Regions from separate parts of the Mus musculus genome. Here all the other regions are linked to region 1. The links are chromatin loops, found by intact Hi-C in ENCODE. Cell type or tissue: left cerebral cortex. All regions are shown on one strand. Links, peaks and the distances in the headings refer to the core of each region. The heading gives the core; the rest is flanking DNA.

Region 1 (10,112 bases), core at 1,212-9,211:
TCAGTACATACAGACATATAGTCCCAGAACCTGGGAGGCAGATGCAGCAGGATTGTAAGTTCTAGACCAACCTGGGCTACACAGCAACCAAGAAAGAAAGGTGTGTGTGCCCCTGTGTAAGAGCTCCAATGTCCCCAAGTGGGAGTGAAATAGAACGAGACAGTGAGGGCCAGCCGTCGTGGTGCTTGGCCATGGCTGAGCATTACAGGCTACCCTGCCGTCGCTATCTCTGGGTCAGAAAGTAGCAGCACTGGGATGACTGTCCAGAATGGTGTCTAGTCTAAGTGTTGCTGATGGACAAGCTGCAGGTAGAATGGTGACTCCCAGGAGCATTCCCAAGGGTCCTCAGAGGAGACGGAAGGGAGGGATGCCCATCTCCTCCCTGAACACCTACTTCAGAAGTGCAGCATGAGGGCGGACTGGGGTGGAGGACATTCTTCTTTTCAGACCCATCCAGGCAGAATTCCAAAGGCCCTTTGTCCAGCACCATGGCTGTCCCTTTAAGGCAGCAGCTCTGCTTTTGCAGGCGTGGCCTCCACAGGTTACACAGAGGATGAGAGGGAAGCTGGCTGGTATCCGGACGCTGGAAGAAACTGCCAGAACCTGGCCTACATAAACACCTGAAGCCTGATAACTGAAAGTAGGAAAGCTGGGGGCTAGAGAGCTGGCTCACCGGGTAAGAGCACTGGCTGCTCTACTACAGGACCAGAGTTCAATTCTCAGCACCCACATGGCAACACAACTGTCTATAACTCCAGTTTCAAGGGATCTGACACCCTCACACAGCCAGACACACAAAACACCAATATATAAAAAAATAAAAGTAGGTAAATCATTAAACAAAACAAAACAAAAACAAAAACATGTGCTAGAGAGATGGCTCAGTGGTTAAGAACACTGACTACTCTTCCAGAGGTCCTGAGTTCAATTCCCAGCAACCACATGGTGGCTCACAACCATCTGTAATGAGATCTGACGTCCTCTTCTGGTGTGTCTGAAGACAGCTACAGTGTATGTATTTATAATAAAATAAATAAATCTTTTTAAAAAATCTAAGCTGTTAAAAAAAAGTATGACAGCTGTGTGCTATGTGTTGCATGCTCTGTGCTGCATGTTGCATGCCGTATACTGCATGCTGTATGTTGTGCACTGAGTGCTCTGTATTGTGTGCTCTGTGTGTGCTGCATGCTGGCTGAAACGTAAACTTACACTATGTGGGCCAGGCTAGAGGCTCTGGGAGATGGATGAATGGACCAGTGTTGCATGTTCTGGGCTGCATGTCGTGCCGTGTGCCTAGGAGGTTGGTCCTACAATGGGTCATCACTTCAGGTACTAGCTATGAAAAGGGAGCCTTGCGCATCCTCCCTCAGAACACTGGTAGAGAATGATCTGAGAAGCTGGGTCTCAACGAGAAAAATGGAATAGGTGTGAGTGTCTGCTAGACAGACAATTGAAGAAGACAAAAGCATTAAATCCAGATTCATCACAAAGGTCTGCGAGCAGGCACAGGCCGAGGGGCTGGGTTAATAGTATTTAACTGGAGGCCAAGAGCAAGTGAAACCACCATGGATTTCCTGCCCAGCTGCCTAATAAACACCAAACTGAAACCTTGGAAAGGGCCATGCTGGCTGTGGGGAGAGAGCCAAGTACTTACTCTATGGTAGCCTGTCTGGCTTGAACTTGCTATGTAGTCCAGGCTTGCATGAACTCATTCCCCGTTGGAATCAGAAGTGTGCGCACCATCACCGTGCCTAACCTTTTGCCTGTGCCTTTTTATCCCTGATCGGGTGTGTTCCTGTGAATGAATTAACTCCTGTGAAATAACTGTCTTTCTACCCAGCCCCTAGGGACAGCTCCTTCTTGAGTCTATGAAGTCAGCATTTCTAGGTGTCCCACTGTTGTATAGACAGGTTCCCTCAAGCAGTTCCTTGGGGACTCAGGGATGAGCAGTGGCATCTCTGGTCAGCAGCCAGGAAGACAACAGTGGAGGGTCACGCTCCTGCTCTGGGGCTGTCTTACTCAAGCAAATATAAGTTCATTCTGGAGAAGGCAAGACCAGCTCTTCCTTGTCAGAGTCTGAGCAGACGAACCCTCCTGTGCCTGTGCCTTTGAACTGCTCAGCAAGTGGGCAAGGGCTCTTGGATGCAGTGGTTAATAGAAGACCCTGCGGCTGCTCAGCCAGCTTGGTTTCTGTTGGACGCAGTGTCCTTGACAGGCAAGGGCATTTGCTTTTCTGCCCTGTTTATTTAGTCTCTGCACATGTAATCTCTCTCTCTCTCTCTCTCACACATGCACTCTCATTGTTAAAAGTAGCATATATACACAGAAAATCCTGTAACAAATTGCTTCAGCTAGGCTAAATTTGAAAATTCCAAATAAAATGTGAAAGTTGGCAGACTCAGGACCCCTCCAGCCGTGTTAAATTAACTCCTGCACTACCTCCTGAAAGCCCCTCAGTGAGGCTTCTCAGATGGCCCTAGTACACACCCCAAGTAGAAAGGGTCCCAGCATGGTCTTTCCACTCCAACACAAGCATTGCTTGCCACTTTTATCCTGTGATCAAGCAGGACTGCTTGCAAATCAAACTGTGATGGCAAGGGATTATTTTCTCAGAGAGTACAGGTTCAGAGGATGCAAACTCAGTAATGCCAGTTAGTGTTTAGGTTCCAGTTGGTATGTTTAGATGTTTATGTTTCAGCCAATCTCAAGAAAATCCACACTTTTTCTACACGTAAAAAGAAGACACCTGAGCTATTCACCACAATTCCCTCCCCCTCCTACTTTGTACATTTAGGGACCCACAACAGAGCCTTCCTATAGGACTCTAATGAGGTGCCAGGAGGGCCAGTCCTCAAAAGATTTGAGTTCTAGTTTAGAACCCTCCAGGGTACCAGAGCTCAGGGACTAACTGCTGTGTTTAGCACATTTATCAAAGCCATCATTATGTATGCTGGGCTGTGCACCCAGGAGCCAGATGGTGACAGGGTTCTTCACTTCCCTCTGGTCTGTTCCCACCAGCCATGTGACTCTGGTCACACAGCAGTCAAGGCCTGTTCCATCACCAGCTTCAGTACAAGACCAGCCACTGTGCCCAACTGACAGTTAGTGGGTTCTATTTGCTAATATATTGATATTTATTGTTTGTTTGTTTGTTTGTTTGAGATAGGTCTCACTATGTAGCTCTGGCCTAGTCACTATGTAGACTAGGCTGGATTGGAACTCACAGAGCTCCACCTGCTTCTGCCTTCCAAGTGCTGGGATTAAAGGTGTATTCCACTACACCCAGCTTGTTATATATTTTTAAAATTTTATAATTCTTTGTGTATGACTGTTTTACTTGCATGTATATATGATCACCAAACATATGTAGTGCCCGTGGAACTCTTCAGACTGAAGGAAAGCCTGAAGAAGAGTTAAATAGTGTCAAGTTATTATGACTAATAATGTTGCAAAATACTGAAATAACTGGAGGAAGTAGGCCATTATCAAGTACATAGCAATTTCACCAAAACAGAGCACACACTACAACACAAAATGAACCCTAATGAACTGCAGCAGGATAAGGTGACACAGTCCTAAAAACACCAAGTAGACTGAGGCAGGAGGATCATGAGATGGCCAGTCAGAGCTAAATAGGAAGATCCTGCCTCAAAACCAAACCAGGCCTGGTGGCTTTCCTATAACCCCAGTACTTGATGGCCTGGTGGCTTTCCTATAACCCCAGTACCTGGAGGTTAGAGGGAGGAGGATCCCAAGTTTAAGGCCAGCCTCGTTTACCTGGCAAGTTGAAGGCTAGCCTGGGCTACATAACCCCCGGGTGGATGTGGTGGTGTACTCTTTACTCTCAGCATTGAGCACTGAGCAGCAGAGGCAGTGGATCTGTGAGTTCCAAGGCAGCCAGGACTATATAGAGGGACTCTGTCTCAAAACCAAAACAAACAAACAAACAAATCCACATAAAATAACAAACATAACTAAAGTCCCACAGAAAACAGTTTTCAGAGCCACACTAGAATGAGGACAACTGCCACAAGAAACACAGAAAATCCTTAACTACCTGGGAATCCCACATATTTCTAAGAGATCCAGATCAAGTGTGAAAGCAGACCCGCATCCAGCCATCACCTGCTTCTCAGCAGATCTCTGGTGGGGAAAGGAAAGTCGTCTCCACAACTGTTGCTGGGGTGACTGAAGGAAAACGGATCTCAAGATCCATAGTGTTGTGGTGACAGGAAGGGGACACTGCTGGGCCTCTGCACTGCTGCAAAGCTCCACAGCTCGCCACTGACTTCTGACAAGTGTAGGAGGCAGGAATGCCAGGGGATGACACTGGGAGCCACTGGGGTAGCTGCCCTCACCAGGGGCTGGTGATGTTAGCCAAAGCTCTAATAGGATATAGGCATTTTACTGTGGTTCAATTTTGCTTTCATAAAAAAAAAAAAAAGTCCAAAGCACACAGAAAATGTTAATAGTCATTTATCTTTGGATGCATTGGGCCCTGGTGTTGAGACGCTACAGGAAAACATGGTGGTCACAAGGTCACAGCATCCTCCATCGCCCACAGGAGGCAGGGCACTGCAGCGGCTGATGGAAAACTGTGTTTATGTATCCGATCCGCACCAAGTTACACTTTACAGAGTTAAAATAGGAGACAAGTTTTACTATATAAAAATAGCCTGAATGTAGAAACAGCTATGAATACTATGCACTCAAAAATAATGGTTGGTGTATATAAAAACGTTTTCCCTGCTGAAATACACTAATCTTAAACAAAATGTTTCATTAGTGTCTGCTACCCTCGTTTGTATTATTTTCCAGATCTCCCTTCTCAGGGCCAATAGATCAATGATCTTCGTAGGCCAGCACAGGAGTCACAGGCTATCCCAGGGCCAAGGGAGGGTGATGGGTACGGGTCTGAGCTCACATTACCTCTTTCCTCTCTGTATCAACCTGCATTCTCGCCTGGGTCACAGCAGCTTCCCTGCAAGAGCTCGCCTGCTTGGCTTGTTCAAACAGCGTCTTCAGCTGCTGAGCTGTGTTGAGTAGGGAGTTGACCATCTCTTCCAGGTACAGCCAGCTCCGATGTTCTGACATCTCCAGCCCACTGACCACGGTGGGAGAGACAGCTTTGGTGGGGGTGGACGGTGGCACGGCCAATGCGGGCAGCGATGTCAGGACTAGAATGTAGAATGTGGGATAAACCAGAGATTAGTGATTTCCAGGCTTAGTTCCAGCCTCGGGTGGGAGGAGATGCACTGGAGATGAACAATGTCCCCACTCTTGCTCGAATTCCCACACGCTATTAGCTAAAAGCCTTCCCTGAGGGCTGATCACTTCTAACATAAGGCCTACAGTAGAAGCTCACAGACAGACAAGAGAAAGTAAAAGCAACCAAGACACTCACCCAGAGAAGGGGTAGCCATGAAACACAGAAGCAAACAGCCACAGGACAAGCACACTGAGGGCAAGGAGAATGGAGACATTCTGCCAGCACCACACACAGGAAAACCAAGGCTTATCTGGAAAGTCTTTCTGGGGTCTGCAGTCAACATGGACGTGAGAGCCATGATTCTCCTGGCTGGAGAAGAAAGCCACCAAGATAGACAGAGGGGACCAGAACACACTGTGATTTTAGAGGAGACAATGTGAACCTCTTCTGCAGGTGGGTCTAGAAGAGAGGTGCATGTGGGAGTGCAAAGCACTTTCTACTGTAGTCTACTGAGAAGTCTGGGAATAGACACACTATAGACACCCAACGTGACAGGGCTTCTGCGGGATTCTTTTTCTACCGCACAGAGCCTCTTTCCATTCTCCTGTGAACTGGACAAGGCACCCAGTCATCACAAAAGCCAGTACTCAACAGTTGCAACCTCTACGATGAAGGCGAGATATTCCAGTGGCTTCTGAAGGGAGGGGAGACATAAAACTTGGGATGAGGGCTAGTATAGTAAGGTTGCTCAGTGAGTAAAGCACTTGCAGCACAAGCATAAAAACCTGAGTTCGAATCCCAGGAACTCAGGTAAGATCTAGATGTGATAGTGCACATCTGCAATCCCAGCATGCCTCTGAGCTTTGAGGGGAGACTGAGGAGACAGGAGAGACTGCCCAGGCTCTGAATGACAGCTAGCCTAGTACTGGCAGTGCAAAAACAAGAGGCCTGTGTCAGAAAAGGTGGATGGTGAAGTCTGATCCCCAGGTCAGTCTCTGCCCTCCACATGCACATGCTACAGTGCACCAGGACATCATAAGACCACACTCAACACACACATGAGCGTAAAAACACACATGCTGGGTATGGTAGCCCATGTCTTTAACCCCAGCACTCAAACAACAGAGGAAGGAGATTTCTGTGAGCTCAAAGCCAACCTATATATCAAGTTCTAGCCACAGCTATATAGGGAGGCCCCAGTACACACACACACACACACACACACAGAGAGAGAGAGAGAGAGAGACTGATTGACTAATGAAAATAGGAGACAAAACACTGAAGCATGTTGGGTAATGCCTGCAATTACTCTTAAATAGTTTTTTTGGGGGGAGGAAGTTCTTTTTATTGTATTTACAACTCTTTTGAATATGTGAAATCTATTTTTAAAAACATATTTTAATGTTATTAAATATCTGTGGCTCCTGCAAGCTGAGTCCCAAAATGAGCAGTAGAGAACGCATCCTCCTCAGAAAAGATGGGACCTAGGCTACAGCAGAGATGGAGAGGAGGCTGACATGGGTTTCTCAATGCTGAGAAACTTGACAAGTATAAAACCAAATGCCCATCAGCAGAGGAAGATGCAGGTAGATGTACCTTTAAAAAGTATACTGACACAGAAATTTGCTCAAGATGTGCCACTAAGTGAAAACCCAAAGTCAAGGTGCCCACACAGAGAGGGTCACCTCGGCTCTCAACTATGGGAACACAGATACTGGCACAGTCCCTCACACCAAATACCACTTGATCCAATTCCATGGTCAAGGCAAGGAGATAAGTCTACTCACAGATTTCTGTTAGGGTGGACCTGACAATACCAACAATAGGTCATTTCAGTCTCTATGGAAGCAGCCTGATACAAACAAAAGAAACCTTATATATGAGTGAATAGCATGGTTGTATGTAATAAAACTTTATTAGCAAACACAGGTAGAAGGCTTGACCTTGTCAACCCTAACCTAGTACTCTGAGAGAAAACAATAAACACATTGGCAAAGCCCTATTCCACTCACAAGAAACAGTTCTGGGGTTGGGGCATTGGGTCAGAGGTAGGGCACTCGCCCAGCATGTATGAGATGCTACTGGGCTCCACTGCCAGCACTACAGTGAATAAAAATCAAACAAAAACATAATTTTGAGGACTATAGCTTACATGCACATAAATTCTTTTATACTCACCAATTTTGGGGTGTGATGTTGGCAATGCAGCTTCTGGAAACGGGGCAATCTGGCAGCTGTCCTGATAGCCAGGGTAGTGGGGTTCAGGGTGGCCAACCCTGCAGGGAGGCTGCACACCTGCCTCTTGCACTGTGAGAGAGAAGCAGATAGCCTCAGCGCAGCAGATTTAGTCCCAAGTCCTACAGCTGCGCACTCAATCCAGAGATCCCAGCCCTTGGTGGCTGTGAGTGACCTGAGTACATATTTTGAATCCAGGATACTCTGGAATTCAGGTGGTTGAAGAAATTAAACTTATTACAAAATATATCATGTGGGCTGGTGAGATGGCTCAGCAGGTAAGAGCACTCACTCACTGCTTTTCTGACGGTCCTGAGTTCAAATCCCAGCAACCACATGGTGGCTCACAACCACCTATAACGAGATCTGATACTCTCTTCTAGAGTGTCTGGAGACAGCTACAGCATACTTACATCTAATAAATAAATAAATCTATAAATCTTTGGGAAAAAAGATATCATGTGCTTTGTTAACACGACTTTAGAATATTTAAAATGACACATGACTAGGATGGTTTCCTTTTTTTAAGATTTATTTATTAAATGTATATATGAGTATATTGTAGCTGTATAGATGGTTGTGAGCCTTCATGTGATTGTTGGAAATTGAATTTTAGGACTTCTGCTCCCTCCGATCAACCCCGTCATTCCAATTGGCCCTGCTCCAGCCCAAATATTTTTTATTATTATACATAAGTACACTGTAGCTGTCTTCAGACGTGCCAAAAGAGGGATTACAGGTAGTTTTGAGCCACCATGTGGTTGCTGGGATTCAAACTCAGGACCTTCGGAAAAGCAGTCGGCACTCTAACCTGCTGAGCCATCTCGCCAGCCCCTGACTAGGATTGTTTCTAGTGGCTGGTGTCAGTCTAAAGCAACATCAGCAACGCTACCTATTTCCGGCTCTGTGTGTTGGTCACAGTGCTTAGTGCTTTTTCTCCAATACCCACCAGGCTCCTTTCAAGATTGAGTCCTGCTCAAGTCTCTGCTGAGGAGCCAGGCAACAGAGACTGTCATAGGGACTGGGGACACATCAGGCAGATCCTGAGACAGCTTACCTGTGGCTCCTGCAAAGACATCACCTTGGGCTGGGCTCTCAGAGATGACAGCAGTGGCCTCTACAGTGGATGCTCTGTCAAAGGTCAGTGCTCCAGAGGTAGTGATCTGTCCTGAGGGTGTCACAGTGACTGAAAAGGCAAAAAGGCACTTGATTCAAGGCCACATCAGGCACTGGGCTGGAAGCATGCACTGCTCTTTACAAAGGTGCACGCTTCAGAGAGATCCCAGGAGCTTACACAGGGACATACCCCACATGTGGTATGACATCAGGAAGTCAGTGACCTTGAATCCTAGGGGAAAGAGCCAGAGAGGGTGGGACTCAGGCCAAATCTGACTGTGGGGCCAGGAACTGTGCACTCCAGACAGAAAATAAAATGTGGACGAACTTTAAAATATTTGGTAGTTTGAATCAAAGGAAGACTTTTCATTGTCAGATTATCTCAGAAATGAGAATCCTTGAGTTGGGCTAAGATAGAAAGACAGGATGACAACTCAGCAAAGCACTTCTGTGCTATGCTAGCACTCACAGGTGGTGGCCGCCGTGGCAGGAAGCAGGGTGATGTTCTTGGGGGAATCCTTCTTCACTGGAGTTGTGGGCAGCTCATTCTCTTTCTTGCGCCTTTTATAAGGGACGAAGAGCCTGACAGGGCCACTCTGTGGGGAGAAAGGTAAAACTGACCAAGGGCAACATTTGAAGGGCGCCTCCTTCTTCCCACTCCTTATCAAATTAGTGACTCTATTACTACTGCAGAGAGCAGACGTCCACAGGAGCCCTCAGAATGGTAGAGAAGACATTTTCTGAAGAAATCCATGAAGAGCACTGCTGCCAGGCAAGCACACAGCCTCGACATCTGGAGCTTTAGATTCGTAGAAGGGAAGTGGGCCAAGGGAAGGAGAACAAGGAAACCCCAGCCTGAAATGAAAATCAGCAGCAGTGGAAGCGTCGTGCAGAGCCATCTGCAACTCAAGGGAGCGGCTGGCGCGGGTCTATAATCTCAACAACCAAGGCAGAGGCAAGATAACTGCCACATGTTCAAGTCCAGCCTGGTTACAGTGTGAGGCCCCACCTCAAAAAGAAAAAGTTTAGAGGCTAGGCCCAGTGGCACAGGCCTTTAATCCCAGCCCTTGGGAAGTAGAGACAGGTGGATCTTTGTGAGCTTAAGACCAGCCTCATCTACATAGTGAGATCCTGTCCTGAAAATGAAAACAAACAAACAAAAAGCTCAGTGGTAGATGACAGCACTTGACAGCCACCAAACCTATCAAGACTGAAACCTGAGTTTGATCCATGTCTCCTTAATTCCCTATAGACATGCCCATAAAATATCTGATATAAACAATTCCTCAACTGAGATTCCTCCTTCTAGGTAGTGCACACCTCTTACCTGGTGAGTGCTGACATTACAGGTATGTGAAATCTATGTGATGCAGGGGGTTGAACCCAGTGGTTCTGTGCATGCTGGGCAAACATTCTTCCAACTGAGCTACATCCCTAGCCCTCCCCTCTTTTTTTTTTTTTGCTTTTTCGAGACAGGGTTTCTCTGTGTAGCCCTGGCTGTCCTGGAACTCACTCTGTAGACCAGGCTGGCCTCGAACTCAGAAATCTGCCT
Region 2 (10,112 bases), core at 1,319-9,318, 54 kb before region 1:
CATGTGTGAGGGAGTCAGATCTCCTGGAACAGAAGTTATAGACAGTTCTGAGCTTCCATGTGGGGACTGGGAATTGAATCTGGGACCTCTGGAAGAGCAGTCAGTGCTCTTAACTTCTGAGTGAGCCATGTATAAAAACTGATTTTCTCTTTGTGACCTTGAATTCATAGCATGTTCTACCTGCCTCAGGTTCCTGGGGGCTAGGTTACTTTATGTATGTATGTGATGTATGTATGTGATGTATGCTTGTAATCACAACACAAGCAGGGGTGGATGCAGGAGGATCAGGAGCACAAGGCCATCCTTAGCTACATTGTGAGTTTGAGTATAGCCTGGGCTACAAATGAGACCCTGTCTCAAAGTAAAAGTGAGAATGCTTATCTGAATTAAGATCCCAGTTAAATTCATGTCAGGCTGTGTGTGTTAGCTCCCTTCTCTTTGCTGTTCCCTGGGATTTGGCCCATGTAGAAAAGCAACCTTCACTTTGCTGTTATCTACAGATTGTATGCTTAAGCTTTATGCCAGAAATTTTCATCACATTCTAAACAGTACAGTTTAAATTTTATGAGTTTTGTTTTTTTTCCTTCAGTTTCCCACTTGTTATTTTCAGTTATAGTTGATCATGGATTATAGGAGCTATAGAAAGGGCAACCATGGAGGAGGGGCACTGTGATCTCTGCTTCCTGGGGTTTCTGCAGAAGATATCTGCCCTAGTTTTGCTCCCACATGTAGCAGTGTAGTTTGCAGGGGCAGCAGGAGCTCAAAATAACGGAGCTGCTAATTACCTGGTATTCCCTTCACACCACGCCATATCCTGGTGAGTTTAGTCCTAGCTTCTCAGAATCCTAGAATGAAGAGTCATGGCAGTACATGGTGGCTTAGACCAAAGCACACATGGGTCCTTTAGCAATTGATTTCTGTTTTAAAGTGCTTATCTTCAGAAGGGTTCAGAGTGCTTGTTTGTCTTCCAGTCTCTAGGGGCGCTCTCTGTTTGACCATGAATGGTCATGTTATAGCCATTGTTGTCTTCAGCTCTTGGTTTTCTTTTTTTTTTTTTTTTTTTTTTTAAATGTAACTGTGATTTTTTTTTTTTTTAAAGATTTATTTATTTATTATATGTAAGTACACTGTAGCTGTCTTCAGACACACCAGAAGAGGGCATCAGATCTCATTATGGGTGGTTGTGAGCCACCATGTGGTTGCTGGGATTTGAACTCCAGACCTTCGGAAGAGCAGTCGGGTGCTCTTACCCACTGAGCCATCTCACCAGTCCCAGCTCTTGGTTTTCATGTGTTTTGTTTTTGGGTTTATGTAATTTATATAACAGTTGTAAAAATCTAACCCCAACTTTTCACTGCTATTTGGATTCTCCCCCTTCCCTCCAAGAGCACATTACTTTAAAATGTTACAGGGTTATTTCTCTGGAAAAAAAAATCTAGGCCAGGCTGGAAAGATGATGGCTCAGTGGTTAAAAGCATTGACTGTTCTTCCTGAGGTCCTGAGTTCAATTCCCAGCAACCACATGGTGGCTCACAACCATCTGTAATGGGATCTGATGCCCTCTTCTGGTGTGTCTGAAGAGAGAGACTGAACTCACATACATAAAATAAATAAATTTTTAAAAAAAAATCCAAGCTAAGGTAGTGCTTGTAGCCCAGACTGCAAGACAAGTTGGCACACATCTGTAATCTCAGGGAAAGGTAAGAGGATCTAGGGTTCAAGGTCATCTTCTCCACTATACAATGAGAGTGTCTCAAAAAAACAGTGGGTGATATCAATGAGAGTGTCTCAAAAAAACAGTGGGTGATATCTTAGCAGATAGAGACTCTTGCTAACAAGCCTGATCTCCTATTACAATCTCCGGATCACATGGTGGGAGGAAATAGCCAATTCCTGCAAGTTGTCCTCTGATTTCTCCAACACATGCACACACACACACAAATAAATGAATTTTAAAAATTAAAATGAGAGTGCTAGAAAGGCTGAGCAAGGTTCCGAGCACTTGTTGCTCTTGCAGAGGACCTGGGATTGGTTCCCTGGACCCATATGGCTGCTCATGACTGTCTCTTACTCCAGCCCCCTCTTCTGAATGCCTCGGGATTGCACCTATGTGTGCACATGTAGACAAAGTAGGTACATGCACGTAAAAGAAAAGAAAATAGTGAAAAAAAAAAAGTTGTGAGGTATGTGCCCACCTTAGTAATCCCTGAGAAGCTGAAGTAGAAGAATTTCCATGAGTTCCAGACCAGCTACAGACCTAGACAATTATGCAAAAATAAATAGGGGTTGGAAAAATGGCTGTGTGGTTAAGATCACTGACTGGTCTACCAGAGAACTCAGGTTCAATTTCCAGGATCCACATGGTAGCTCACAACTGTCTGGAACTTCATTTCTAAGGGGCTGACACCCTCACATGGACATACATGTAGATGAAACAATACATATAAAATAAAAATCTTGAAAGAAAGTAAAAAACAAGAAGTCCATTTAAAAAAATAAATAAAATTAAAAAGCAGCACTGGGTGGTGGTGTCACAGGCCTGCAATCCTAGTATTCGGGAGACAGAGGAGGTGGATCTGAGTCTGAGGCCAGCCTGATCTATAGAGTGAATTCCAGGACAGCCACAGCTGCACAAAGAAAACAAAACAAAACAGAAAAAAAAAAAGCCAAAACTAGGCAAGCCAGGCACTGGTGAAGCAGAGGTGGAAAGCTCAGGAGGCCAAGGTCATCCGTAGCCGTCTGCCACAGGTCACAGACGAAGCTGCGAAGGGATAGCTCGGTTGAAGTGAAGTGTTTGCTGCTATTCCAAGAGGACCTGAGTTCAGTTCCCAGTACCTACATTGGACAGCTCACAGCTACCTATAACTCTAGTGCCAGGGCAGCTGATGCCCACTTCTGTCCTCCAAAGTCACCTGCGTGCACCACACACACACACACACACACACACACACACACACATAAATATAAAAATAAACTCTGTGTGTGTGTGTGTGTGTGTGTGTGTGTGTGTTGTATGTAAAATTCAAGCCAGCACACAGTCCTGAGGTACCCAGACCCTTTCCCTAGCTTCCTAAGCTCTGCTCCAACAGAATTCAGAGGACCTGGTCACCCTAGTCAGAAAGGGTCCTGCAGTTCTGAACCACAGACGTTCAATGTTGTCTTTTTAGGGAGACGAAAGAAAGTGCTGGGAAGAAAGAAAACTCGGTCCAGGTCATCTGTGAAAAGTAAGAGTGGGAGTACGAGAGCCAAGAAACGTCAGCACCGTGTAAGGAAGACAAAAGGGAGGAAGCTGAAGGTGAGGACATAGCTCAAGTGTACAGATAAGCCAGTCTTGCTCCCCTGTATGTATGGCCCTGCCGCAGGAAGTGTCCACGGGCCTGTTTTTCTGCAGCTCAGAGGTGGGTAGGTATGCTTCTAGGTCCTCTGGAGAAGGGTATGTTAAGAATTATGTCTGGGGGCTGGAGAGATGGCTCAGCGGTTAAGAGCACTGACTGCTCTTCCAAAGGTCCTGAGTTCAAATCCCAGCAACCATATGGTGGCTCACAACCATCTGTAATGTGATCTGATGCCCTCTTCTGAAGACAGCTACAGTGTACTTAGATATAATAATAAATAAATCTTTAAAAAAAAAAGAATTATGTCTGATGAGCCCTGAAATGTAGAGGCAGAGAGGGAAGGCCAGCAGGCGTCAGAGGGCTGGCTAAGTCAAAGGGCTGTCAGTCCTGTGCTAGGAGCAGATGAGTTAAAGCTCCCAGGGCAGATCGTCACCTCCTGTGTATGAGAAGGCTGTGTCCGGTGTATCCATATCAGGTACTGTGTTCTCACTCAGCCCTGCTGCCATAAGGCATATTTGGTACTTATAGACCTAGGATGCTGGGGCTGGGGAGAATACACACACACACACACACACACACACACACTTGCCCATGTATTTTATATGCATATATACTTGTTACCTATATGGGTTTTCTTTTTTTTTTCCATTTTTTATTAGGTGTTTAGCTCATTTACATTTCCAATGCTATACCAAAAGTCCCCCATACCCACCCCCCTTGGGTTTTCTTTAATTAGATATTTTCTTTATTTACATTTCAAATGTTAACCCCTTTCCTGGTTTCCCCTCCGAAAACCCCCTATCCCCTCCCCCTTCCCCCTGCTCACCAATCCACCCACTCCCATTCCTGGTCCTGGCATTCCCCTATACTGGGGCCTAGAACCTTCACAGGACCAAGGGCTTGATAAATATGTTTCTTAGTGTATGTTTGTAATTTAAAGATGTGTTTAAATATTTAGTAGTTAGAACATTTGTTCTGGGCAGTCAGAACAGATTCTTGTGGCAGTGATTAAATTTATGAGCAAGTTTGATCGATGATAATGTTCTGAATTTAGTGATCATTAGCACTCACTTGGTGCCCTGAGGCCTAAGGGCCTGACTGTCAGTTCTTCCTTCCTAGTTTCCAGAAAGCTCTAGACCATTCTAGATTCCAATCTGAGCTCACTTTCTCCCTCTGCAATTACTGTGGTTCCTTTTTCCCCCTAGTAGAACGTGTGGGACTGTGGGCCATGGTGGAAGTGTGGAGAGATACACTCCTTGGGGAGAGGTCTCAGCTGAGGGTGTTGACTCTGTTCAATCCTTACTCAGAATTTAGAGGAAGTGGCATGTGGTCCTTTGATTGTAGTATCTGAGACTGATTACAGCCGTGCAGTGGGAGTGTTAAAGTCTACAACCGTTCCTCATGTGGCTGTTTAAGTGCAATGTGCCCCGCATTCATTTAATTTTCTTCCTGTCACGTTGGTTCAGAATGAAGTCACAGCTCGTTCTCGAATTGCACGAACACTAGGCCTCCGCAGGCCTGTCCGTGGCACCAGCATGCCATCAGTGTACAAGCCAGTGGACCCCTCCCTCGGGCTGATGAGGGCAGACATTGGAGCAGCTTCCCTGTCACTGTTTGGAGATCCCTATGAGCTGGATCCTTTTGACAGGTAATTCAGTGCTGACTGTCCCAGTACCCAGCTCATCCTCTGATGTGCTTAGGCTGCATGTGGCACTGTGTCGGTGTCACAGAGCTGCTCTGTCAGTGTCCCCTTGGCATGTGTCCCCTCTAGCAATGAAGAACAGTCTGCAGATCCACCTTCCCCTCTGAGTGCCAAGAGGAGAGTGCTGTCCCGCTCAGCTCTGCAGTCTCACCAGCCTGTGGCCAGACCTGTCGCCATGGGGCTCTCTAGGTATGTGGCAGCAGGGCCATCTGGGATGGGTGAGGGCACTGGGCTAAGTCGCTTATCCTTCCCATGTGGCCCTTGGTGATGTGGCTGAGCAGCTACTCCTGGTGTGATGTGCTTGAGTTGAGGTTGGCTCGAGCGTTAAGTCAAAGCTAATTGTCTCAGGGTCAAGTAGTCAAGTAGCACATCTGCTAGTCATACTGGCCTTAGTCTCTAAAAGGGAAAGGGTCCTTGGGTGAGGCAGCAGTCCTGGTCCACAGTGACCAACAGGTAGAGATAACTTCACTGCCAGCTCATGCCTAATGGTAGAGTGGGGCATACATATGTTATAGGTGATCTCCCCACAAGCTTGATCCCCGAGATAACGGCTCATGGCTGGGAATACAGAGGACCATGCTAGCAGAACCACTCTCTGGTCTGTCTACAGGAGGCAGCTCCCTGCTGTGGCCCCAGAGCCCAGCGTGGAGGAGGCCCCCGTTCCTGACCTGTTGGGAAGCATCCTGTCTGGCCAGAGCCTCCTGATGATGAGCAGTGCTGATGTTGTCATACACCGGGATGGCTCTCTCAGCGCCAAGAGGGCAGGTGAGCACCCATGGGGTTGCTGTCCTTCCTCATTGACTTGGGAATGTAAAATCACAGTCCTAGAAACGGATGAGTTGGAGAGGTTCTCAGACTTTGCCCTGAATTGGGGGCAACACTGCTAAGAACATAACCAGTGTGAGTTCTGTCAGGGTCTTCCAAGGCCTGCGTAGTTGTGAGTGTGCCATTTCTAGGACAGTTCAGATGCTTAGTGCACAGTGCCCCATGAATCATCATGGTCGAGAGTGGACAGTGCCTCTATCTGCAGCTTCTTGTCTGTCACACTGAATGGAACACGTTTGAACCATGGTCATGTCTGAAAAGAGAAAGAAAATGTCAGGGGTCGGGGTGGGGGGGCGTTTATGATACCATAGGTAGGACAGCTGACCTGTAACATTCCCGTTGTGTTGTGCAGGGACTATTAGTGTCCACTCTGGAAACAGAGTAGTTTCAGTGTCTGTTCTGATCATATTTCACATGTCATTGAACTTGTTACAGGAGGTGGGAAGGGTTGCTATCTGACTTCTGTTTTTTAGCTCCTGTTTCTCTTCAGCGAAATTCTGTGACTCAATCCAGAGAAGAGTCCAGGCTCAGAGACAACCCGCAGCCTGGGGCACTACCCTCAGAGAGTGCATCTGGTGGATTCGTGGGAGACAGACAACCAAACTCAGGGCTGAGCTGTGGGAATAGAACAGCTCTGTGCTGTCTCCCTGCCCGCATTGCCCAGACACCTGTGAGGTCAGATCCCTCACTGACTCCTCGCTCAGGTCTGTCTAGGACCCTTTCAGATGAGAACAGGCCCAGCCGGACACACAGCAGCAGCCCCCAACTCAATGGCTCCAATGTACGGGTTAGTTCTGCCTCGACTAAGATCGTGACTCATTCTAGCTTTCCATCGAAAAATACAGCTTCTGGGCTTCCTCAGAGAACAGGTCCCAGGAGACCTGATTTCTCCAAGCTACCCAGGATACCAAAGATCCATCGGGATGGCAATAAGAGCACGCAGGACCAGGCCCCAGCCAGCGGCCACATTGTCGAGCTCCCTAGCACTTGCATCAGCCGCCTGACTGGCAGGGAAGGCCCTGGGCAGCCAGGACGAGGCCGAGTCGACAGTGAGCCAAGCAGCAGGGGTCCCCAGGAGACTGGCTCACACACAAGTGGTTCTCGACCTCCTGCGCCCAGCTCCCATGGCAGCTTAGCCCATCTAGGGCCCTCAAGAGGAAAGGGCATTGGGTCTAGCTTTGAAAGTTTCCGGATCAACATCCCTGGGAACACTGCACATTGCAGCCAGCTGTCCAGCCCTGGATTCTGTAACACGTTCCGGCCGGTAGACAGCAAGGTGCAGAGGAAGGAGACCCCGTTCCCCCTCTTCTCCATCAAGAAGCCGAAACAACTCAAAAGCGAAATCTATGACCCCTTTGACCCCACTGGCTCGGACTCTAGCCCTCCTAGCAGCAGCCCAGAGAGTCTTGGTCCAGGCCTCCTACCCTCTGAGATCACAAGAACTATCTCCATCAACAGCCCAAAGGCCCCAGCCTTCCAGACTGTGCGCTGTGTTACCTCCTACAGGGTAGAAAGCATCTTTGGGACTGAGATGGAACCTGAGCCCCAGCCCCCTAGTGAGCCTGTATCTGGCATGCTGGAGTTACTCAGCAAGGGATCTGCTGAGGGAACCTCTGATTTGGAGCAAGAGGGACTAGGGGAAATAGAGCCTACAGAGATTCGGGGCTCCACAGCCCGGACACAGAGGCCACCCCCACCAGACCCTTGGGATGATGAGGACGAAGTGTCCTGTACACCCTTCTTTGGCTCTGAGGAACGGACAGTGACGTGTGTGACTGTTGAGGAGCCAGGTGTTCTACCAAGCCCAGATGCTCCACAGATCACCACCCACAGAATTGTGGAGTTCAGGGCCTCATCCCGTTCCCGCTCCACCTCCAGCTCCCGAAGCAGGAAGAAAACGAAGAAGAAGAAGAAAAAGGTTGCCAGAGAGCACCAGAGGACACGCTCCAGCACTCGCTCTGGCTCCAGGGACAGGACTTCACGCTCAGTATCTCCAGTTGCTGAGGAACACACCAGGAGGCACAGAGCCAAGACTAAGAGCCGGAGGTCTTCCAGTGACCGTGCCAGCAGCCAGGACAGAGCAAAGAGGAGGAAGGACAGAGACGACAGAGACAGGGAGCATAGGCGGGGTTCCTGGGGTCATGGCAGGTGCCGGCGGAAGTCCAGGTCTCGCTCAGGGAGCCCTGGCAGTTCTTCCTGTGAGCGCCATGAGAGTAAGAGACGGAAGAGGCGACATTCGGGGTCCAGGTCTCGGGGCAGCAGTCTGGAGAGGGACCGGAGACACAAACATCGGGAGAGGAGCCGAGAGCGAATGGACAAGCAGGAGAGTGTGACCCGGTCCCGGGAGAGGAGGAGGTGGCGATCTCGGTCGCCTAGCTTGGAGCATAGGCCACGAAGGCCACCTTCCCGTGAGAAGCGTGCCCATTCCCCAGAGAAAAAGGGGCCTGTGAGGGAGGTTTCCCCAGCCCCTGCTACACAGGGGGAGTCGAGGCAGGATGGAGACCACTCTGCTGAGCCTCCGGTTTCAGAAGTAAGTGTCTTGCCTGAGGTAGTAAGTGTCCTGCCAGAGGTGGTTGTGGCTGACCTGAACCCTCCAGAAGTCCCTCCTGTCCTGGCAGAGCCAGTTGCCCATGTGCCTGAGGACCTGGACTATGGTGAGTCTGTGGAGGCAGGCCACGTCTTTGAGGATTTTTCAAATGAAGCCATCTTCATCCAGCTCGATGACATGAGCTCGCCTCCTTCTCCTGAGAGTACAGACTCCTCCCCTGAGAGAGACTTCCCACCAAATCCCATACTGCCCCCAGCCAGCCTTCCACAAGACAGTACTTTACCTACCATCCAAAGGGAGGTGTTACCCATTCACAGTGAAGATATCTCAAAGCCTGTGCCCCAGGCCTTGGCCCCATCAGACCAGAGTCTGCTCAAGCAAGACACTGTAGAGATCACCACTACAACTCCCAGCACCCCAGCTGTGGTGCCCATGACAAAGGACAGTCCGGTGCTGAGTGCAAGAGGATGGGAAGCAGTCAGGCCCAGGGATGCTGTGGCCCAGGCCCCACTGCTACGATCCCGAACCCTGGTGAAAAGAGTCACCTGGAACCTGCAGGAAGCAGAACACAGCACGCCAGCAGCCCTGGACAGAGATCCAAGTGAGTTTGTCCTGCCCCCGGCTGGGACCCTGGTGGTGGTTGTCCTTATGGGTCAGGGGTGTAGAGCAGGCATGAGGCAGTGGGGCAGCCTCCCTAAGAGCCTCTCCTGACAATTTTGGGGCCCCTACCCAAGTACAGCTTCTAACAGACACATCTGCAGCTCGGCCTCGGTTCCCACTGCTGGTTCTCTGAAAATGTTTTGGCCAGGGTTGACCACAAGGCATCCACACTCCCTGTCTGTTGGGTCCTCAGGGACACCACTTCAGAGGCCCCAGAGGCCCCAGGAAGGAGACTGGGATGCAGAGGACAGGGCCCTCATAGGATTTCAGCAGGCACCATTCTCCGAGCTGCCCCCTCCCATCCACGTGCTCCAGGAGTCTGGGTTACCTGATGCAGATCCCTCTCAGGTGGGTGCTGGGCTAGAGGGACATGGTCCTTGTGCTGGGCTTTTTGGGCTGCCCTGCCTAGGGCTTAGACCTCATGGTACTACTTCCTTTCTATACAGCCCCCTGGTGCTCCCAGGGCAGAAGGGCTTCCAGCTGCTGGGACTCTGCACTCAGCAGGGGGTATTCTTGCCCAGGTTTACAGCCCCAACATGCCACCACCCTTGGCTCAGCCCTCAAGCATCCTGCCCTATGCACTGGTCAGCCAGCCCTCAGTCCAGTTGATCCTGCAGGGGACCCTTCCCCTAGCAGGCTGCGGTACAGCACAGAGCCTGGCACCAGTGCCCACAATGCCAGCTACAGTCTCAGAGCTAGCTGTTCCAACCACCAACAACTCAGAAGAAAGGACTGCTACTCCCAAAACAGCTGCTGAGAAGACCAAAAAGGAGGAGGTGAGTGCTGCTGCCTGTCCTTCCACAGCCCCTGTCTTATTTGGGCCTGATTTTAGGTAGAGTATCCAGGCCTGTGGGCTTGGTCAGGGTGGTAAGAGAGCAGCCAGCCCATTGCCTTTAGTGTTCTTTGGCAAATGAATAATATCCCAGAACTCCTGGCTTCTCGCCAATGGGCCCGCAGGTCAGTTTTGGCCATCTTGCCACAGGGTCACACATGTCCTCCTCACTCCTAGTACATGAAGAAGCTGCACATGCAAGAACGGGCT
Region 3 (10,112 bases), core at 1,293-9,292, 69 kb before region 1:
TCTAGAGCTGAAAACTGAACCTAGGGCTTTGTACTTGCTAAGCAAGTGTTCTATCATGGAGCTAAATCCCCAACCCTTGGTGGTTTAGTCATTAGCACCATCTTCTCTGAAGCCTGTGATAGCTCACACCTAACTTCTTGGATGGTCTTTTTCTCAGAGGCTCAGGTATGAGGAGCTAGTGTAATCACTTAGCCAAATATCTCTGTCTCCGTAGCTCAGGGCAGCTCTGGACAGAGAGCCTTCAGGTAAGGAGTGGGGACTGTGTGAGGGAGACTTGGCTCAGGAGGAGCTGGGTTCTGGCTGAGGCTCTGCTTAAGGGTAGTCCCTGAACATGCACTTGTTTCTGTATTCACTAACAATATAATATTTCCATTTATCCAAGGTTCTGAAGACTCAGAAGATGGAGTAGAAATGGCAACGGCAGCAATAGAGACTCAAGGGAAGCTTGAAGCTAGCAGTGTACCCAATTCTGATGATGATGCAGAGAGCTGCCCCATTTGCCTCAATGCATTTAGAGACCAGGCTGTGGGCACCCCAGAGACCTGTGCCCATTATTTCTGCCTGGATTGCATCATCGAATGGTCCAGGGTGAGTTGGCTTTTCAGTGGGCTACTGCTACCCCTTATGACTAGGCTGCCTTCTCTGCAGCAAAACTGAACACAGGGCTGAGTGCTGCCTGGGTTCTCAGCATTGTGGGGAAGGAATGCTTACTGTGGGGGCTGTTACTGGGTGAGAAAGGATGACTCTGGCTTTTCTGAGGGTCAGGACACAAACTCTTCGGCAACCTCACATAGTAAGTGTAAGGCAGCCTCTGTAGGTATTGGAATGGTGCAAGTGTGCTTACTCAGTTCTGATGGCAAGTCATGAAGAGACAAGCTTTTATCACGCTGCTTACCTTGCAGTGAACTTTAAGGAGACTTGCCTGGGCCTTCACCCACTGGCAAAGACTTTTATATGTGTACAGGTATGTGGTGTGTGCCTGTCTTTACACGTAGAGGCTAAAGGATGTCAGGTATCCTGCTCTGTCGCTTTCTGCGTTATTCCTTTGAGTCAGGATCTTTTACTGAAGCTGCAGCATAATAGGCAGCTAGTAAACCCAAGACATTCTCTCATTCTTCATGGCATTAGCATTGAGAGATGAAGGTATAATCTTGCCCAGGTTTTTATGTGGATGTTGAGATATGAGTTTGGGTCCTTGTGTTTGCATAACAAATTTTCTTATCTGTTGAGCCATCCCCATCCTTAAAAAAAAAAAAAAAAAAAGTCAAAATAAGAGTTGTTATTGCCTATGCTTCTATCTGTCCCCAATGATACTGGCAGTGTGGTGAAAAATTTCAGCAAGGTTATAGGGGTTATGCCTCTGATATTCCCTTCCTTCTCCCCCAAGTAGCTTAGACGTGTCTCTGTAGTTTACTCTAAGTGGTATGGAGATGGCAAATGCCTTTCCTGTGTCCACAATTCTGCCAAGTTAGCTTATTGTGGTGTTGTGTCAAACTTCTTTGTTCTTTTGTGAGTCTGGCGGATTAGATTCAGATTAAGTTGTTTCATTCTTTAAGTTGAACAGCAAGAGGTTGGATGTGGTAGCACACACCTTTATCCCAGCACTCGGGAGGCAGAGGCAGGTGGATTTCTGAGTTCGAGGCCAGACTGGTCTACAGAGTGAGTTCCAGCACAGCCAGGGCTACACAGAGAAACCCTGTCTCAGAAAACAAGACAAAACAACAAAACAAAAAAGAGGTGGGATGTGATGACACATGCCTGTAATCTCAGCATTTAGAAGGGAAAGACTGGTGAATCTGAGTTGAAGACCAGCCTGGTCTATATAACAAGTTCCAGGCCAGCCAGGGCTACATAATTAGAGCCTATCTCAGTTAATTAGTTGAAGAGCAAGACATTCTGTTTACTGTATATATGATGTTTATTGGTAAGGGAAAGCATTTGAAAATGAGCTTATTAGTAAAAAAATCTTACAAGTGATCAGATGTTGAATTTCATGAGGTAGTTAGATACTGGGTTAATAAAGGTGAAAAATCTAGACTTAAAAATGACTCAGGGAGATGGACGGTGGTAATACACACCTTTAGTCCCAGTACTTGGGAGTCAGAAGCAGGCAGATATCTGAGTTTGAGCCAGTTCCAGGATAGCCAGAACTATACAGAGAAACCTCTTCAGAAAACCAAGGATGGGGGCTGGAATAAATCTTTAAAAAAAAAACAAAGATGGTTAGATGTATAAATGAATAACAATCAATCAGGGGCACTGGAGAGATAGCTCAGCAGTTAAGAGCACTGGCTGATCTTTCAGAGAACCTGAGTTCAGTTCCCAGTACCCACATGGCTGCTCACAGCTGTCTATAACTCCAGCTCCAGGGATCTGACACTGTCACACAGATATATATGTAGGTAAAACACCAGTGTACATAAAATTAAAGTAAATCATAAAAATTTAAAAAATCAAATCAGGGTCATGGGGATGGCTCAGCAGTAAAGGCTCTTGTATCAAGCTTGACAACCTAAGTGTGTTCTCTAGCAGCCACATGAAAGGAGAGCTCTACCTTCCACAAGCTGTCCTCTGCTCTTAGCTCTCAGAGCAGTCACTTGGGCTGGTCAGCAGGGGAAGCACTTCAAAGCCAAGCTTGAGTACCTCGTGGTGGTGTGCAGAGAGAAGAGAGTCAAATACATTGTTTTCTGCTCTCTTTACATGGGCTATGGCACACATATCCTTCCCCGCCAGTCTGGGCTACACTGACACCCTGTCTCAAACACTTTCACCAAAGAGAGAGGGAGGGAGAGAGAGGAAAATTAATATTGAATCAGACAAACAAGGGAACATATAGTGCCTTGATTCTCACATAACTGTAGTGGCAGAACATAAAAGAGGTGGCAGACCTGGGTGGCCCTCAGTTTATACATTTATCAGAATTTAGTGGAGTACACAGCTAAAGATGGTATGTTTTATTGTATACAGTATATTTCAGGAAAGGCAACTTGAGCTGAACAGACAAGGAAAAAAATCTTTGTAGCATGCATCTGATTAGCCTACACACTGAAAAGAAATGCTGAAAAGATACTAGAGATGCTCAGGGTCTACTGAGCAGTTCACAGAGGTCTAAGAGAAGATCTGGGTCAGCAACAAACAGGCTGAGATGCCGTCTACCCAGTCTTTCCCTTCCCTCCTCTCCTTTTCCTTCTTAGTAACACCTGTATGGGAGCATGCATCCAGCATGTTGACCTTGCTCCCTCAGTAGCATGGTGACTTCAAGTTTTGTTCACCCAGTTCTAGCATCTTAGCATAGGCCCTTAGCCAAGACCAAGGCTATCGATACAGATTTCTGTGTAAAAGAAATCATTATTTTTGGTTTTTTCAGGACAGGGTTTCTCTGTGTAGCCCTGGCTGTCCTGGAACTCTCTCTGTAGACTTGACTGGCCTCAAACTCAAAGAGATCCACTTGCCTCTGCCTCTTGCTACATGCCTTTCAAGGGCTTTGTGCATTACCACTGCCTGGCTAATAAAAATAACTTTTTAGTTTGTTTTTTTTCAGATATACTCTATAGATCAGGCCAGCCTCAAATTCACAATCCTCCTGTCTCAGCCTCCCAAATGCTGGGATAATGGGCAGGTGCTACCACATTCAGTTTAAGATTGTTGATTGTTAAGTAAATTCTTTATTTTGAAGACAGTCGTGATAAGTGATAAGTGATTGTAATAAGTAATTGATGAGTAATGAAGGGGATTATGCCGGATTCTGATCCAATCTTTATTTCTTACAGAATGCCAACTCCTGTCCTGTTGATCGAACAGTATTTAAATGTATTTGTATTCGTGCCCAGTTTAATGGTAAAATCTTAAAGAAGGTAAGTGTAGGTGCTGTCTATCCCTGCTTGTATTCTTATAGGAAGGATCATGATGCTAAATGGTGACTCGCTTTTCTCCTAAGTGGTTGTCAGTTCAATTAGGCATAAAAGGAGTGACTCAGGCATCCTTTTTCGCCTTGAGCAAAGCCTAGGGCTAAGACTGGTGTTTTCTGGGACATAGGTACCGAGTCATGGAGATGTTTCTGTCCCTCACCCCTTCTGACTACAGAGCTCCTCTCCAGCCAGCCTCCTTATGAACTGCAGTCTTGGCGTGTGGGAGGTGCAGTGGGGGGACAAAGGGCCATGTGAACTGAAGTTTGGAAAGTACTGTTGGGGCTGCAAGGAAAGGTGGTTTTGCTTATTATTTATTGTCCCCTCCTTTTCTCCCTTCCCTAAACCCCTTTCTCTTTCTATCTTTTCCTTCTTTTTTCACTCCCTTCTTTGTTTTCTCTGTCTTTCCTATCTGTCCCTCCCTTCCACTTCCTTTCTTTCTTTTTTTCTTCTTTTCAATGGATTAAATTCCAGGCCTTGTGCATGCCAGGCAAGCTACACAACCAAGAACTACAAATTGTTTGAGAGAGGGTCTCATTATATAGACCAGGCTGGCCTTGAACTCACAGAGATAGATCCAGCTGCCTCTGCTTCCAGAATGCAGGAATTAAAGTGCGACTGCTACCCACATAGTGCTACCCTTGTGTTTTTTGAGACAGATTTTTCCTGTGCATAAAAAGATCGGCCTTGCTGCGATTGTGTACACCTTTAATCTCAGTACTGGTGGGAGATAGAGGTGGGCTTATCTCTCTGAGTTTGAGTATAACCAAGAAAACATAGTGAGATCTTAAAAACAGCAGCCTGATTAAAGGGATGGTTCACACCATCAACCCCATCGTTTGGGAGGCAGAGACATAGGCAAATCAAGTCCAGCCCAGTCTACAGAGTTCCAGGATAGGCTACACACAGAGAAACTCTATCTTAAAAAACTGAAAACAAAACAAAACAATTAATTAAATAAATAGATAAATAAATAAGTAACACCAATAAAACAACAAAAGAGATTTCAGGTCTCCATCTGCTGACCCTTTTGCTGGTGACTGAGCCTAGGACCAGCGGCTGGGCAAGCACTCTGCCCCCTGAGCTCCATAGCAGGAGTGTTGTTGAGCTTTTTCTGTAGAGCTCTTGTGCTTCTGCTTTAAAGTTATCATGTGCTCTCCCCACCCATGTCTGCAATTCACAGCACTGGTGAATCTGTACCACGAAGTGTTCCTGCATCACAGGCTCATGTTTGTTGCTTATTTGTTTGGTTTTCTTAGAGACAGGGTCTCTGGGTAGCCCTGGCTGTTCTGAACTGATTATAGACCTGGCTGGCTTCAAACTCACAGAGATCCACCTGTCTGTCCCCCAAGTGCTGTGATTAAAAGCCTGCACCACCTCTCCTGGCCCCTGGCACAGTTCTTGCTTTTACTTTTCTTCTAGTTACCTGTCATTCAGTGAAGATAACATACAGGTCACCATATGCCTTAGGGTTCCTGTTGCTGAAATGAAACACTATGACCAGAAACAAGTTGGGGAGCAAAAGGTTTCTTTGGCTTACACTTAGATGCTCTTCATTACTGAAGGAAGTCAGGACAGGAACTGAAACAGGGTAGGAACCTGGAGGCAGGGGATGATGGCAGGCACAGCTTTGCGGCTGTGGAGGGATGCTTGCCCTTACGGCTTGCTCAGCCTGCTTGCCTGCCTGCCTTCCTTTGTTTTGTTTTGTTTTGTTTGTTTGTTTGTTTTTGTTTTGTTTTTTAGAGATAGGTTTTCTCAGTCCTGGCTGTCTGGGAACTCAGATTTGTAGATCAGGCTGGCTTCAAACTCGCAGAGATCTGCCTGCCTCTGCCTCCAGAGTACTGGGACTAAACACATGTGCTACCATGCCCAGCCTTCAGTCTGCTTATAGAATCCAAGACCACCACAGAGAGATGATACCACCCACAAAGGGTGGTATACCATCCCCCATTAATCTCTTTAAGAAAGTGCCTTACAGTTGGGTCTTTTTTTTTTTTTTTTTTTTTTTTTTTTTTTGAGACAGGGTTTCTCTGTATAGCCTTGGCTGTCCTGGAACTCACTTTATAGACCAGGCTGGCCTCGAACTCAGAAATCCGACTGCCTCTGCCTCCCGAGTGCTGGTATTAAAGGCGTGCGCCACCATACCCGGCTTACAGAGTTGGATCTTAGGGTGCCATTTTCTCAGTCTTTCAGATGACTCTAGCTTGTGTCAAGTTGACATAAGACTAGTCAGCATATCATATATTTGATTATTCAGGTTGTGGGTCCATAGAGCCTATCTTAGGGGTTCTGTTTGTTGTGATAACATCATAACCAAAAGTAACTTGGAGCAAAAAGAGTTTATTTTGCTTACACTTTTCTAATCACAGTTCAGCATCAAAGGAAGTCAGGGCAGTGACCTGAAGATATGAGCTGATGCAGAAGTCAGAGGAGTGCTGCTTATTGGCTTGCTCCCTGTGGCTTTCTCAGCCTGCTTATAGCATCACAGGACCATCAGCCCAAAGGTGACACTATCCACAGTAAGCTGGCTAGAACATGCCACCTTGCTTACCCATAGGCCAGTCTGATAGGGGTATTTTCTCAACTGAGATTTCCTCTTCTAAAATGACGCTAACTTATGTCCCAGTTGACATTTTAGCCAGCACACATCCCAAGTAGATCTTAGGCCAGTGGGTTTACTTTAGATTAGATACATGTCCTATGAATTGACCACTCAGATGTTGAGGGTATGTTCACTGACCAATATTTCTGTCTTCAGATTCCAGTAGAAAACACTAAAGCTTGTGAGGCTGAGGAGGAAGACCCGACTTTTTGTGAGGTGTGTGGCAGGAGTGATCGTGAGGACCGGCTCCTACTGTGTGACGGCTGCGATGCTGGGTAAGGGTACTGGTGCCTTGCAGGCTGTTAAGTTTGTCATGCTCAGGACTGCATTGTGAAGTGGGGCCCAGTGGGTCATAGACAGTGACACTGATACCTCTCCTGGCTCCTGTGTCTATACTTCCTGGTGCTGCTCAAAGGCCGTCAGTATATCAAGGTCAAAGAAAAAAGGCAGGAGAGTGGACTCACCTTAGGAGAGAGGGCAGGCCAGCTGAGGGGTTGCTTTTGGGACAGCATCATCTTGGCTGCCTGGATCTTTTTATCATTATTGTTATTATTGTTTCTATGGGTGTGGCCTATATGTGGATATGTACATGTGAATAGAGGTGTTTGTGGAAGCCAGAGACTTTGGATCACCCTGGAGCTGGAATTACAGATGGGTATATGCTTCCTGAAGTGGAAGCCTCGTGCCCTGCAAGAGCGATGTGGTTTTAACTGTGAACCATCTCTAGCTCCCTCTTTTGCCTTCTGATGTACTTGAAATCACTTTATGCTTGTGACCCTGTCTTCTGGGACACTGCTTGTGTTCTTTGCTCACTGTTTGTTCTCTAAGATGGAACTGGCCTCCCTAGCCTCTTGCTAGGTTTTTGGCTATTGATTAGAAAGTTTTTTCTGCTATAAAATTGTGGCCAGTTACAGAAATATTCTTCTCCAGGTGGAGAGGCTGGTAGATCTGGAATGTTTCCTAGGGCAGAAAACAACAGTTTCAAGGTGTGGACAAGAGGCTTTGTACTGTTCGTGCTGGAAGGGAGAAGCAGTTTTCTGCATTTGCCCTCGCTCGCTTGCTCCCCTGTGGCTGTCGCTGGGGTTCTTCTGGGTTGCCAGTTGTGCCAGCTCCACTGGCTGGAATTTGGTGTACAGTTTGTACCCAGGAGCTGACTTTCATCATTTCAAGGCACAAGGGTCTCCTGGGCCTTCATGCCTGTAGAAATTCAGTTGGTACAATGACTACCAGCTTGTCTTGCAGTTTTGTTTTGTTTTAATCAAGAATTAAACTTATAAATTCATACTGATTTATGTATTTCACTTAACAGATGCAACAGTGTAAGCATTAAAATCATGATAGATCTAAGATATTAAAATTAACTCATATTAGTGGTTCTTGTACTTCTAAGCACCTAAATACTGTTGACTTTTACATTTTTCTATATCTTCATGGTTGTCTTTCAACTCTCAAGTCTAAAACTTCTCATTCATTTTGAAATGGAATCAGAAGGCTTTCTATATTCCAGGACAGCCAGGGCTACACAGAGAAACCCTGCCTCGAAGAAAAAAAAAAAAGAAGGCTTTGTATAGATGGTTGGGGGAGGGGGGCAGCACATGTTGCACACATTGATATTTTGTGAAATAAGCACAGGTTGTCTTTGAGTTCTAAGGAGTTACGACTGAACATTAAAGGTCCGTGTTCAGAGAGAAGATGGGGTTTACTTGAGTCTCTTTATGGCTTTTCAAGATTTGTTCTGGTGTATGATGTTACATGGACCACATTGCATGTGACGTTCCAGTAAGGGCCACCCACCTGACTGTAGAGGATTTTCAGTTCCGGCCACTGACATAATAGTTTATAACCACCCAAAGCTCCCAGGCACTCGTGTAGCACACACTCATGTACACATTCATATACTTTGTTTTGTGGGATTTTTTTGTTGTGGTGGATTTTTTGTTTTGTTTTGTGGGTTTTTTTGGTTTTGTTTTATTTTTTATTTTTGTTTGTTTTTGTTTTTTTGTTTGTTTGTTTTTTTCGAGACATGGTTTCTCTGTGTAGCCCTGGCTGTCCTGGAACTCACTTTGTAGATCAGGCTGACCTCGAACTCAGAAATCCGCCTGCCTCTGCCTCCTGAGTGCTGGGATTAAAGGCGTGTGCCACCACCGCCCGACTTATTTTTGGTTTTTGAGACAGGGTTTTATGTAGCCTTGGTTGCCCTGGAACTAGCTCTGTAGACCAGTCTGGCCTTAAACTAACAGAGTTCTACCTGCCTTCCAAGTTCTGGAATTAAAGGTGCATGCTTCCCTGGCTCCAGGCTCATAATACAAGAGAAAGGTAGAAAAGGTCAGCACAGCCAGCACAAAGTTTATTCCTGCGAAGCTTAAGACCCGAGACAGAGCACAGTAGCTTTACACCTTTCATCCCAACACTATGAGTTCAACGCCAGTCTATCCTACATAGTGAGTTCCAGGCTAGCCAAGGTACTTAGTGAGACCCTGACTCAAAACAAAACAAAGGATATGGAGAGAGAAAGGGGCTGGTGAGATGGCTCAGTGGGTAAGAGCACCTGACTGCTCTTCGGAAGGTCCGGAGTTCAAATCCCAGCAACCACATGGTGGCTCACAACCACCCGTAATGAGATCTGACTCCGTCTTCTGGAGTGTCTGAAGACAGCTACAGTGTACTTACATATAATAAATAATAAATAAAAAAAAATTTTAAAAAAGAGAGAGAGAGAAAGGCCTAGAATAAGCTAGGGACTGGGTGCAGGGCTTCTTGGGGCGCCCTCTTCAGGAACCTCTCATCTCTTTGACACTCTCCATGCCCTGTCCTTGGTGGTCTTGAAGGAGACTTATGGCATGGTATGATTGAAGCATGGCCATTGGACTGAAATGTGACTGGACAGGATAATAAGATATTCTCTGCCAGCATGGGACAGGACTTTTGCTAGGCAAGTGTTCTTTCCCCAGCCCCTTAGAACGCTCTCGGTGTTCTAAGGGTTACTTAGTCATCTACTGTCAGATACAGTGGGTCAAAAAGGAGATTAGAATTTCTGTGGCCCACCTTGGGAGTGGGGATTAGAGGCAGGACTGTGTTTAGCCTGAGGACCCCATAACATTGGAAGTGAGAAGCCGTTGGCAGGATACATTGCAAACTAGACTATTTAAAATAGTCTTTGCATGTGGTTTCTTGTGAGACTTGAAGTCCAAGGCTAAGACTGGCACTGAACTGTTGTTCCCATAGGTACCACATGGAATGTTTGGACCCGCCTCTCCAGGAGGTGCCTGTGGATGAATGGTTCTGCCCAGAGTGTACGGTCCCTGGTGTGGATCCCACTCATGGTAATGTGCTGTCCTCTCTTTCCTGCAGAGCACTTGGGGTTTTCCTATCGTCAGTTTTAGAGAAGGACCTTGTAGAAAATCTAGACTTGTTATGTGGGAAGAACTTTCATCAGGGAGAGGGCTTTCTTTGAATTCCTTGGTAGGAGCTGGAGGACTTAACCTTTGGAGGCCACGAAAGGTTGTCAGTTTAGGGCTTTCAGTTCTTAAGGCTAACTGGGAAAAGCTTGTGATATGTGATAGTGTACATGACCCAGCAGCCCACGGCTCTCTTCCAAGATGCAG

What was found. A loop is a pair of places that touch in the nucleus more often than their neighbours do. Peaks named below come from ENCODE experiments on the same cell type or tissue, not always from the same donor. Only the 100,000 strongest peaks of a DNase experiment are listed, where the experiment ranks them.
Region 2: a loop joins it to region 1, with 1.9 times the contacts of the local background. A loop is called at or near these places in 17 of 42 quality-filtered maps.
Region 3: a loop joins it to region 1, with 2.4 times the contacts of the local background. A loop is called at or near these places in 16 of 42 quality-filtered maps.

What each region holds. Positions count from the first base shown.
Region 1 is chr7:141,305,833-141,315,944 of GRCm38, forward strand. It overlaps Deaf1 (DEAF1, transcription factor), which reads right to left. Exons shown (of 12, transcript NM_016874.3): 7 at 9,030-9,156; 8 at 8,502-8,630; 9 at 7,388-7,516; 10 at 4,930-5,177. Among named protein-coding and RNA genes, the nearest start is that of Deaf1, 17 kb to the right of the region's middle. In left cerebral cortex, for the core only: no CTCF peak of the experiment used is centred there; DNase peaks (open chromatin) are centred at 4,564 and 5,212; H3K27ac peaks cover 404 bases.
Region 2 is chr7:141,251,697-141,261,808 of GRCm38, forward strand. Phrf1 (PHD and ring finger domains 1) reads left to right here. Exons shown (of 18, transcript NM_001081118.1): 10 at 3,168-3,295; 11 at 4,802-4,983; 12 at 5,107-5,226; 13 at 5,648-5,802; 14 at 6,336-9,011; 15 at 9,264-9,418; 16 at 9,517-9,846; 17 at 10,080-10,112. Among named protein-coding and RNA genes, the nearest start is that of Irf7, 9.7 kb to the right of the region's middle. In left cerebral cortex, for the core only: no CTCF peak of the experiment used is centred there; no DNase peak of the experiment used is centred there.
Region 3 is chr7:141,237,115-141,247,226 of GRCm38, forward strand. Phrf1 (PHD and ring finger domains 1) reads left to right here. Exons shown (of 18, transcript NM_001081118.1): 4 at 383-588; 5 at 3,771-3,854; 6 at 6,664-6,782; 7 at 9,733-9,830; 8 at 10,107-10,112. Among named protein-coding and RNA genes, the nearest start is that of Gm51460, 13 kb to the left of the region's middle. In left cerebral cortex, for the core only: no CTCF peak of the experiment used is centred there; no DNase peak of the experiment used is centred there.